Linked DNA regions of Homo sapiens: all the other regions are linked to region 3. A link is a contact called in ENCODE Hi-C data. All regions are on one chromosome and are shown on one strand. Each heading gives the region's core, a stretch centred on a gene start or an enhancer-like site at or near the end of the contact. The rest is flanking DNA. Distances are from core to core; before and after follow the strand shown. Region 1 overlaps LOC107985486 (a long non-coding RNA gene). Region 2 overlaps LINC00189 (long intergenic non-protein coding RNA 189). Region 3 holds the start of GABPA (GA binding protein transcription factor subunit alpha). Region 4 has its middle 53 kb from the start of HEMK2.

The links. A loop is a pair of places that touch in the nucleus more often than their neighbours do. Pooled maps may share reads with other maps.
Region 1: a loop to region 3 is called in a pooled map, with 4 times the contacts of the local background. The contact joins the enhancer-like site here to the promoter of GABPA in region 3. A Hi-C loop is called at or near these places in 4 of 50 pooled maps.
Region 2: a map with no recorded cell type shows a loop between it and region 3 (6-fold over the local background). The contact joins the enhancer-like site here to the promoter of GABPA in region 3. A Hi-C loop is called at or near these places in 2 of 37 single-sample maps with no recorded cell type and 2 of 50 pooled maps.
Region 4: a loop to region 3 is called in a pooled map, with 5 times the contacts of the local background. The contact joins the enhancer-like site here to the promoter of GABPA in region 3. A Hi-C loop is called at or near these places in 3 of 50 pooled maps.

Annotation. Positions count from the first base shown.
Region 1 is chr21:29,448,386-29,451,170 of GRCh38, reverse strand. All of the region lies in intron 1 of LOC107985486 (a long non-coding RNA gene), which reads right to left. Among named protein-coding and RNA genes, the nearest start is that of BACH1-IT3, 46 kb to the left of the region's middle. Within about 2 kb of position 1,495, at least 2 of the 41 ENCODE cell types and tissues checked have a DNase peak (open chromatin) inside an H3K27ac peak, as active enhancers do.
Region 2 is chr21:29,235,868-29,238,646 of GRCh38, reverse strand. The region is part of intron 1 of LINC00189 (long intergenic non-protein coding RNA 189); the gene reads right to left. Among named protein-coding and RNA genes, the nearest start is that of LINC00189, 44 kb to the right of the region's middle. RefSeq lists enhancers at 1,319-1,418, 2,656-2,735. Within about 2 kb of position 1,431, at least 7 of the 41 ENCODE cell types and tissues checked have a DNase peak (open chromatin) inside an H3K27ac peak, as active enhancers do.
Region 3 is chr21:25,733,599-25,736,372 of GRCh38, reverse strand. It overlaps GABPA (GA binding protein transcription factor subunit alpha), which reads right to left and starts at 1,401. Exons shown (of 10, transcript NM_002040.4): 1 at 795-1,401. It overlaps ATP5PF (ATP synthase peripheral stalk subunit F6), which reads left to right and starts at 1,469. Exons shown (of 4, transcript NM_001003703.2): 1 at 1,469-1,520. RefSeq lists silencers at 408-617, 678-817, 1,758-1,857 and enhancers at 1,318-1,437, 1,458-1,567, 994-1,649, 1,968-2,047.
Region 4 is chr21:28,831,001-28,834,011 of GRCh38, reverse strand. It overlaps a transcript of HEMK2 not described here. Among named protein-coding and RNA genes, the nearest start is that of HEMK2, 53 kb to the left of the region's middle. Within about 2 kb of position 1,756, at least 5 of the 41 ENCODE cell types and tissues checked have a DNase peak (open chromatin) inside an H3K27ac peak, as active enhancers do.

The DNA.
Region 1 (2,785 bases), core at 246-2,745, 3.7 Mb before region 3:
TGCCCAGGCTGGAGTGCAATGGTATGATCTTGGTTCATCACAATCTCCGCCTCCTGAGTTCAAATGATTGTCCTGCCTCAGCCTCCCAAGTAGCTGGGATTACAGGCATGCGCCACCACACCCAGGCAATTTTGTATTTTTAGTAGACACAGGGTTTCTCCATGTTGGTCAGCCTAGTCTCAAACTCCCGGCCTCAGATGATCAGCATGCCTCAACCTCCCAAAGTGCTGGGATTACAGATGTGAGCCACCGCACCCAGCCAATTTTGGAATTTTCAAAATACGTCAAGGACTGTAGAACTATACATACACACACACACACATATGTATATATAAAATATACGTATAAATACATATATATATAATGTTTATATATACATATATACAATATAATATATACATATGTATATATATGTATATACATTATATAATATATATGTGTATATTTTTGTTTAATTGATGAAATAATTAACTTGTATTTGGGACTGTAATACAAAAAGCTATGGTCTGGGTTGGGCGCAGTGGCTCACGCCTGTAATCCCAGAACTTTGGGTGGCTGAGTTGGGGGGATCATTTGAGGTCAGGAGTTCAAGACCAGCCTGGCCAACATAGTGAAACCCCATCTTTACTAAAATTACAAAACTGAGCAGGGCGTGGTGGCAGGCTCCTGTAATTCCTGCTACTCAGGAGGCTGAGGCACAAAAATCACTTGAACCCGGGAGGCAGAGGTTGCAGTGAGCCAAGATCGCACCACTGCACACTCCAGCCTGGGTGACTGAGATTCAGTCTCAAAAAAAAAAAAAAAAAAAAAAGCTATGGTCTGGAATGGAAAAAAATGGGCCTGCTTTCTGAATCTTCCACATACTAATTTATGCGGCCATAAGCACATCGCTTAACAACCCTGGGCTTTGTTGTTCCTTTGCTGCCTGGGCATGCTAATATTCTCCTCCCAGCATTGCTATTAAGGTGTTTAGCAGGGTTTCTGAATGAACATAATAAATTTAAAGTGCAACACAGAACTTGCCTCCCCTGACACTTAGCAAGTGAGCAAAGAAGAGCTACAGCAACCTACAGAAGGAAAAATAATTAAACGAAATCGTGGAAGGAAAGTTGCAGGGGAGGGGGCATTCTTCAGTGGAGGGGAGGGGTGCAGTACAGCTGGCATCCAAACCAGTTCCCTCCTAGTGGACCTCAGCTTATCCCAGAAGGAGTGTCACTGAGGTTACAAAGTTCTGAAATTTGTTGTTAATACCCTCAACCTGAACAGAAGCAGACTGAACATATATCTGTATCATTTTCTCTCTTAACAGAAGAATGATGGAGTGGTTCCTGGGGTGAGGCAGGTTAAATGGAGAAAGCAGACAATGTACATAACTCTCTCTGATGAAAATGGAAACTACAGACCTACATCCTGTATTGAAGTACAACTGAAGAACAAGCTAAAGCTCAAGGCCCTTCCTGCCTCCAAGCGGAAATAAAATATATGATTCCTAGCCAAGTGTTACAGAACACGTATGTGACAAAAAACCTCAAAGGCACAAAAGATCCTAAATATCCTAAAAGAGAGCTCCTCAGCCGACCTTTCTTCGTATCCTCTATTTTCTCCTTAGGCGACTCAAAAATGGGTAGAAGCAAAAGACTTAACTATCAAACTGTAGCTTACAGAGGAAAACAAACTCTCATATGACAGGAAGAGGGTTAAGAAATCACCCAGCTCTATACCAGATCAAATGGAACATCAGCACAGGACTGCCAAGTCATAAGCAAGAAGAAAAAAAATAGCACGGCAACAATGCAAACATGTGACAGCCAAAAGGGTGGGAGTAGAAAAGGGAGCAGAATGTCAAAAAGACAAAGAACCAATGCTAGAAGGAAAAATTACTCAATGAACGAGGGAAAGTGCTCTACCACTGTGTTATGCTATGAAACAACGTAATTATTAAATGAATACGGTAAGATGGTAAAAGGATAGAATAAGATGAAAAGAGAAATTGCCTAGCTGAGGCAATAAATTGATGCTCAAATCAACATCATTTCTGAACTAAAAAACGTATTAGAACTAGCAAGGAACTGAATAGACATTGCTAAAGAGCAAGCTACTAACATGTGGAAAATTGAACATAAAAATAATGAATGCAAATTTAAAAAACAAAGACATCTAAACAATTAGAAAGGAACTAAGTTACATGGAGGACAAAGATGATATAGCCAAAGAAGAATTGGTGCCCGTGAGATAATCAACAAGTGAAACTGAAAAAATATGTTGTAAGTTGTAATACAATATATATATCGTATTATACAATACGATATATATATACATATATCCCAAAATTCAAAGAGCAACCAATGAGCCTGAACAAAAGCTCATATCATAATTGAACATATCAAGTGTTATAGGGGATTTTCAACACCAAGAACCATCTAGTAGACTAAGTAACATCAAGAATAAACAATTACACAGTCATCCAGACAAATAATGCACATCACTCACAAAAAGAAAAAAAATCATGCTGGCCGTAGATTTATTCACCATACCAATGAATGCCAGGTGATGATGGAATAATGTCTATTAATCTCTAAGGGAAAAAAAATGGTTCCCCCAAGAGAATTATCTCCAGCCAAGAGAGGTTGTTCACATAGCATCAGGTAGACATTATTGAACATAGAAGAAACGAAGGAATAAAAACATCCATGAGGCCAGGCGCGGTGGCTCACGCCTGTAATCCCAGCACTTTGGGAAGCTGAGGCAGGCGGATCAAAAGTCAGGAGTTTGAGACCAGCCTGGC
Region 2 (2,779 bases), core at 182-2,681, 3.5 Mb before region 3:
TCCATACGTGGAGAATATTTCTCTGCCATGTTTTCAGGCTTGGCAACATGAGGTGTCTGGGCCAGTGAAATGTAAGCAGAGGTGACAGTGTGCCAGTTCAAGCAAACACTTTGAAGCATGACATTTTCCAGCCAATACTCTGTTTTTCTTTCTGCCACAAAAACAGCAGTCCCAAAGCCAGGCACAGAAAGATAAATTTCGCAGGTTCTCACTCATATGTGAGACTTAGGAATCAAAACAATTGAACTCATGGAGGTAAAGAGTAAAATGATGGTTACTAGAGGCTGGGAAGAGGACAGGGAAGGGGAAGGAGTGCAGACAGCTACTGGGTACAAAAATGCAGTTATGAAACAAAAATAGCAAGTCCCAACTATACATGGCTATGTTTCTGATTCCAGGAAAGAGAAGACACTGGGAGCAGAACTGTAGCAATCAGTGCATGACCATCACTATGTAATGCAAGTGGGAAATGAAAATTTGTTGGCGTGAGCCCCTGAGATTTGGAGACTATATATTATTGCAGTGAAACTGACTAATATATATGACACCACGAAGCAGTAACACAACTGCATTGAAATAAGCATTCTTTCTCTAAGGGCATCCCAATCCATGAGAGGCTTGGCTTTTATTCTAAAAATGAGTGGAAAGAGATTAGATAGGATTGGTTCAAGCACTATGTCATCTGTAGTCAGAAGGTACCAGGGATAAAGGTACAATTTTCTATCCTAGATGAACTACGTTGCTGTAAGATAAGCCATAGTTATCCTGGAGGTCACCTGTTGCACAATTCTGGAAGTGGCCATGAAATAGATCAGCCTTGAAGGAGTGTGGCACAGCATAGGTTTATATTTGCCCCACTGCAACCATTTTTTCAAACACATAGTAAGTTCACTTGTCCTCCATCTCAGGAGTCCACACACAGTCAGGGCTATTACAGTCACTAAACAGAAAGTGCTGCTTTTGGCTTCTAGTTCTGCAACTGCTTTTACGGCTCCACCTCTTCCTTTTAATTTGCTTATTAATGGCTCTTTGACAACCCCACAGCTAAGTCAGTGGCCTTGGGGGGGTATAATTACAAATACTTTAAAACTCAAAGTTAGCATGTTTTTCCAATCAATTAAAAGTACTTAAAAATATCTAGAGCAGCCAAAAGCAACCTAGGTCCTAACCACATGCACCAGGCTACAGGAACTCAACAAGGCCTGACAAATTCAGTCTTGCCAGGACCAGCAGGGAGGGGACAAGAACTGTGAGATTCAGAAAATGAGTTGGAAGGCAGTGATGCATGGCTGAGCAAAGGGGATTTGTTCCTAGAATGCTGCTGCCTAATCCAAGAAGGACAGACAGGGCTGGGAAGCAGATCTGAAGCAGAGCTATGGAAGGAACACCGCATTCCTTGGCAAGCTTAGCTCTGATGGTGGGGCCTGGGGCTCATAAGGACAGCCAGCCACATGCTCACTGGCTCAATCAGAGATGGTTCCTCCTGCCTCTGGAGTGACTTATTCTTCAGAAGATTAGGAGCAAAGAGGATACATTCTTTGGCTAGCCCAGCTTGATTCCCTCTTTGGCTAGACTCACCCTCTGGGTCTTACGGAATCTACAAAAGGACGAAAAGGAACTCACTGGCAAGTAAAGCTTAATGGGAACAAAACAAGGATTGTCCAACAAGGATGACCTATCACAAGGATGCTAGAACTCCTGACAGGCCAGTCTTCTTCTTTTAAGGGTGGGGAAACTGGGCCCAGAGATGCAAAATGACCCACCTAAGGCCAAAGTCAATGACAGCATGGCAGAGGCAGGGCTCAGGGCCTGACCGATGAATTCCTGACTGATGCCGAGAGCTCTTCCTTAAGTCTCTACACTAGCCTATTCTGAAATAAATACAAGGACCTTGTAGGAGCCCCTAAAGTCAGAGAGAAGGTGTGACTACAACAGGAAGGGCTTATGTATCCGAAACACTGTTGTTATTGACAATTGATCCACCCAAGACATCGACTTTTCCACATAATGTTTTCACAAAGAATAGGGGTGTGAGATACTGTTGTGTGGATATTATCCACATGTGGAAGGAAAGAAAATCAATATGTGATGTACAAACCATTGAAACTTCATATTTGAGAATTCTGCAAGTCAACCATTATTGTCAATGGACAGGATCCTCCCTAATGAGAATTTCATAAAGCGTAAGTATAATACATCACACTCCATTAGGGGCTGGGGGTAGGGAACTGGAGGAGGTTGAAAAGGAGGGGCTCAGAGAGGAAGGAAGATGAGGGAAGTGATTAAGAAAAAACACTGACAAGTAGTGAAAACAAAGAACTTGCCTGGAGTGGATGCAGCTAAATGAAGTTTTCCTATGAGAAACAAGGTAAAGGACTCATTTAAAATGCCTGCAGGTAGACTGAAAGTTGTTTCCAAACACCGGATTGACAAAAAGATCTTAGAAATAGACAGAAAATGCCAATGCCTGTAGCTCTTTCTGACTCTTGCCAGTGGTCATGCTTTCATTTCCTCCCAAATCAGATCCTAAGTACCTATTCAGCAAAATAGAATACATGAGATCACAAACAGACACTTTCAACCACCAGAAACACAACTTCACTTAATTCTACAAATATTGTCAAGCTCCAGTGGGAGATGTTCTTTCCCCTGGCATTTGGTTGCGTTTGATTTTCACAAAATAGTGAACTTCTCAAGAGGAAATGCTTCTCTAGAGCTTGCTGGATTGATTTAGTCACTTCTCCCGACTGCCCCTCAGGGTCCCCATTAATTGCTACTT
Region 3 (2,774 bases), core at 152-2,651:
TTCTACAATTCGCTCAAGTGAATCCTGCTAAATCTTTGCTCTTCTCACGAGTCAGACCTACTGCTATTAGTGGAAACTACTTATGAAATGAATTTTATTTCTAAATTTCTAATCATCTTGCAATGCAATATTAGGCATTGTCCTCTCGGTCCGCTAACCTGATCAAACTGGGGTCCCTAAATCCAAACACGCACATACAGCGTGTCTTCTAGTACACAAAAAAATTTCCAAGTAGACAACCCATTGTTATCTCCTTGGTTTACTTCCTTGCTTAAAAACAAAAAAACAAACCCAGATGGCTACCATATACGCTGATAAATGATTCTGGTGTGTGTTGTTCTATAAAGAGAGCGGATTTGAAATGAGTGAATCGCTGAGTCCCGCGATGAGACAGGGTCTGCATTTTGCTCTTAAAATCTCGGGGGCGTCAGGACCACATCCCAGCTGAGCAGGCTGAGACTGCTGAGGAGTGCGGACGGGCGAGGAGGGGACGCGGAAAGGAGGGAGCGGCGACAGGCGACCCGTCCGGCACGGGTCCCGGCGGTGCCCGGTCCCCCCGGGCTCCAGGCCGCTCGCCCCCCGCCCCTCCCCTTCGCTCCCCGCACAGCTCTCCCGCCCCTCCCCACCCGGCTCCCTCAAGTCTCCACGAACGGAAATGGGAGTCACAGCGCCGGGGACCAGCGGAAACAAAACACAGAGGCGGCCGCGGGGGGGCCCTTGTGGGGGAAAAGGCCCCGGAACGAGGCCGGCCCGCGAGGGCCCGCGCTCCCCTCCTCCCCGGCGGCCGCACTCACCCACTCCGGAATCGGCCCTGTCGCCCCCGCCCGCACTCCAGAGCCGGCTGAGAACGGCAGCGGCGAGGGCTCCACGTGCAGCGTCTCTCCGGGTAAGACCTGCAGCTCCCGCGACTAGAAGTGTGAGGTCCCAGGGCCCTTCCCGCGGAATCGGCGCTGAGAAGCCCCAACCCCCCTCCCGCCTCCCAGGCACCTTCGGGTCCAGGACTACAACTCCCGGCAGGGTGCGCAAAACGACCGCCCAAGGCAACGGAGGCTCACGAGGTACAAGGAAGCACAACGCCCCAATCCGCTTTGTTTTACACAGTCTCACTTTCCCTGCACCTTTATACACTTCGATAACCCTAACGAACAGGACGCTGACTCGGAGGGGAGCTTGAACTAGGGGAAAGGCCACTCAAAGAGCGCATGCGTACAGAGCAAGGTTTCAAGGAGGGGAAAAAGAACGGGTCAAATTAGGCGAAGAAAAGATGGCGGAGGCTGTGCCAGGGGACCCGGAAGCACTTACCCTCCACTTCCTCCTCCTGTTTGGCTTCTGTCTCACCTAGACCCGTCCGGTCGCAGACTGTCTCCGAGACGCTTCCTGTCCGGTGAGCGTCGACCGACTGAAACGGCGGCCCATAATGCATTGCGATGGCGGGTAGGCGTGTGGGGGCGGAGCCAGGGCCGGAAGTAGAGCGGAGGTGGTGGCGGCGGAGGCTTTGGCAGCTCGGGACTGAGTGCAAGGTGACTGGGAGGGTAGCTAGATCAGCGTGGCCTTTTGGGACTCCAGTTCTGGGTTTTTTCACGAGGCCTGGGCTGCCTCTCACCTTTACTAGGAGGAGAGAGCAGCTCTGTGTCCTGGGGACCTTCACGGCCTGGCCCGGGGTCACAGCTGACCTCTACGTTTGTAGACCTTGGAGTTTGCCGTAGACCCAGAAATAAGATCGATACCCTCTCTGAGGGCAAATCGGGGCGGCGCGGGGGGCAGGGAGGCCCGGGGGTCTCGGGCCCGCAGCCTGGCTGGGGCAACCCAAGGTCAGGCGCGCGGGAGAGATTTTCGGCCAGGCCTACCCGCCCCGGGCGCACGGGAGCGTCTAGGCTACTTAGGCAGAACGTGTACCATTAAGAGGGAAAAAATTAGTCATAATATTGAAAGTTTGCATCCCACCTAAAAACGATGGTGCTAACACTTCATTAGGCGACTTTATGGATTGTTCATAGGAATATGCACTGAAGAGGCAGCGAACCTACTAACCTTTGGCCGGTCAGTCATCACTATAAATAGAACCATGCTCCCACCCAGAACAAGGCCTCTGCTCAGACTAGTGTTTTCTTACTGTTGCCTTCCCCAGTCTTTCTGATCATGTCAGACGCTATCATATGCTCTCGTGGCACCCGATGGTACTGGAATAGAGAATTTATGTCAGGTGGTATTTCACAGCTATTTGTGTAATGACTATCTTCTGCGTTTTAGTGGACAATATGCATTCACTAATCAGTGAAAAAAAATGAAAGGGATTAAAGGAGAAGGAACAAGTTTTGATATGGGATTATGTGTTCGTTTTTTGGATGAGTTCGTAGGACTTATAAGGGAGATGAGAACTGTTGAATGCTGTGGATAGATTTGGGGCTCAGGATGAATACTAAAATTAGAAATGCGATTGGGGAATCATAGGCACTTACATGGTGGATAATTGAAACAATGAAAGTGGATTTTACCCGTGTTGCAGAAGGAGTAACATCTATGCAGTCAGACTTAGAGCAAATTAACTGTGAGAATACGTGCAGCTTAATCTTTCTTAGATACAGTTTTATCATCTGTAAAGCAGGGATAAGAACACTTTAACTCTTTGAGAGTATTGCTGTAAGGGTACAAGGAAAGGATATATATGGAAGTACTTTGCACAGTATCTAGGGCTAAGCAAATGTCGGGTGAACCTATTGCTGAATGTTAAGCATGTCCTTAGTTTGCCAGAAGGGAAAGTGGCATTGAATTGC
Region 4 (3,011 bases), core at 507-3,006, 3.1 Mb before region 3:
AAGAACCCATGTGAGAAAAATACTCTTAGTTCTTGGAACATTCTAACAGTTTAATTCCCAGAAGCTGGTCAAAGAGCAGTCATGAAAACAGGCCTTTCTTGGGAATGTGCAAGGTTTGAACAATTCAGCCCTGCTGAGTTAACTCTTTTCTGCACAGGTAGATATCGTTGCTATACCCATTTTACAGATGAGGAAGCAGAGACTTAAAAAAATTTAGTGACTCACTGCAAATGTAGTGAGAAAACGATAGAGGCAGGATTCAGTCCAACCTTGCCTGGCCTTGTCCAAACCTGAGCTTGTAACTCTGAAGTCCATACTTTTCCCTAAACGTGGGCATATGTGGCCTCTTTCCATAAATTTGGAAAAACATTTTTAAGTTAAAAACCTCACAAAGTTAGAAATTTCAAAATGGTAGAGCCAAAAAGGAGGGATAATGTAATTTATGTTTGTTTAGTTGAAAAATAGTTTCTGTTTAGTTAAAGCACTGGCATGTACCTGGTAAGTCATTCTTGGTCTTGGACATGTTCTTAGAGTCATTGAGAAAGATCTTGAGATTATGTAACTGCCATTACTGGATTTGTCACATCCATCTGTTTATGTCTCTGCTGTAAAATTATTAGGGCACAGTACTTCTAGGAATGTAAAGATGTGATGTCACCTGCCACTTGGCACATCTCCACATCACATCTCTGGAGCCTGTGGTTGCTTGGCCTTGTGTGCACAAAGCTATCAGCCCATAGACAAAGGTGGCTAAAATTCTGTGCGGTTTTATTTCTTTCTAATCAAACTATAAGTGGCTTTGTTTCTTTCTGATCAGATATTCTTTTGCATAGAAGAGGATAGTAAAAGCGTGGACCTAAGACAGACAATACTACCAATTAGAAAGAGCCAGAGAGAAGACTCAGGACCAAAAAGCCAGTTTTAAGTCTTGACTAATTTTATGACTTCAGGCAAGTCACTCACCTTTTCTGAGTGTTAGTCTCCTATCTATAAAATAAAAAATGCCGACCTACTAGGTTGTTATGAAGACCAAATGAGATAATGTGTTAAAGTAACTAGTTCAACACCTAGCACATGATAGGCACCTAAATAAGACAAAGTCTTTAGCTCAATACCTAGTGCATGGGTGTTACTCCAGAAATATTAGCTGAATCTGAATTTGAGTTCCTTCAGAGCAGGCACTCAGTTCATCATTGCTGTTTGAACATACGTATCAATACACGAATGGTTATGGTTAACTTAGTAGTCTGTATGTAGGGCAACACTTGTATGTTAAATCCTCTAGCAATGGATAAGTGAGATAAGCCAAATATTTAGAGTATGAGTATTTGTCACACAGGTTGTGAGAATGGGAGAGTTAATGGTTCTTAGGTGGAACATGATGTTTAGAGAGAGTTTTAACTCTGAATACAGGAGGAGCTAGATCAGAACAATCTTCTCAATTTATATCATAATACAAGTTCTTTGTTGCAGCAGAATCCACCCTCAATTCAATGATTCATTTGTTAGTTTACTACTGCTATTAAATTTGTGTTCAAAAGAGTTAAAGTATTTCAACATTTTTGCTTCCGGCTCTTATTACTAATTATTTACATCAATGGTAATGGAGACTCTTGGAGAGGTAGAGAGAAGAACAAGAAGACTCCAGGTAACAGAGACACACTCAAGACTGCTCCTGATTGTTATTTCCTCTCTCAACCCAGCTTTGTGATTGTATCACCTTTGGCTAAAACCACATCCTGAAACATGACTGTGCCTCTTTGTACTGCCTCAAGCATATTTGCCCTACAATGTGAGATCTTTTGCCCTTTCCAGGGAAGGATACTTAAGTCCAGTCCTGATAATAAGGCAGAGTGACTCCAGGGAAAAATGCCTGGTGTCTGGGCTCTGCTCTGTTGGGTTTATGATGAAAAACTGCAAATCAAAAGCTTTATGTACAGTAATGGTGCTTTTAAAGTCTGAGAGTGCTACATAAATATACATTCCTTGTTAAAAAAATAGTTAATTCTCTTTAGCAGTTTGCTAGTATATTAACTTTCACCTCCTACAAATATGATATTTTAGTAAACAGTTATACTATATACCTTACAAAATCTGAATTAAACAGTGTTTTTTGTTTTCTGTCTTGTGTACGTATAGTAAAAATGACACAGAATACAAACAGCTATGGAACATGAGTGTGACAATACTCAGCATATAGGTATTAGGGACCCATCACTGTTTGAAAGGTGATACTGTTTCTTTCTTTCTTTCTTTCTTTCTTTCTTTCTTTCTTTCCTTCCTTCCTTCCTTCCTTCCTTCCTTCCTTCCTTCCTTCCTTCCTTCCTTCTTTCTTTCTTTCTTTCTTTCTTTCTTTCTTTCTTTCTTTCTTTCTTTCCTTCCTTCTTTCCTTCTTTCCTTCTTTCCTTCTTTCCTTCTTTCCTTCTTTCCTTCTTTCTTTCTTTCCTTCTTTCCTTCTTTCCTTCTTTCCTTCTTTCCTTCTTTCCTTCTTTCTTTCTTTCTTTCTTTCTTTCTTTCTTTCTTTCTTTCTTTCTTTCTTTCTTTCTTTCGTTCTTTTCTTTCTTTTTGAGATAGAGTCTCGCTCTGTCACCCAGGCTGGAGTACAGTGGCATGTTCTTGGCTCCCTGCAACTCTGCCTCCCAGGTTCAAGTGATTCTCCTGCCTCAGCCTCCTGAGTAGCTGGGATTACAGGCGCCCGCTACCACGCCCAGCTAATTTTTGTATTTTTAGTAGAGACGGGGGTTTCGCCATCTTGGCCAGGCTGGTCTTGAACTGCTGACCTCAAGTGATCCACCCACCTCGGCCTCCCAAAGTGCTGGGATTATAAGCATGAGCCATAGCTCCCAGCTAATACTGTTCTTTTTTGTGAGTTTTAATCACTAAGTTTCTTCTGTTTGCGTAGCTATGACACATGGCATCCCTCCTGCCCCTACAAATTGATTTCTACTCCTTTACTGAATACCAGTGGTCCTGGGCTCATAAATCTACAAAGTGGAATCCAGAAGAAATCA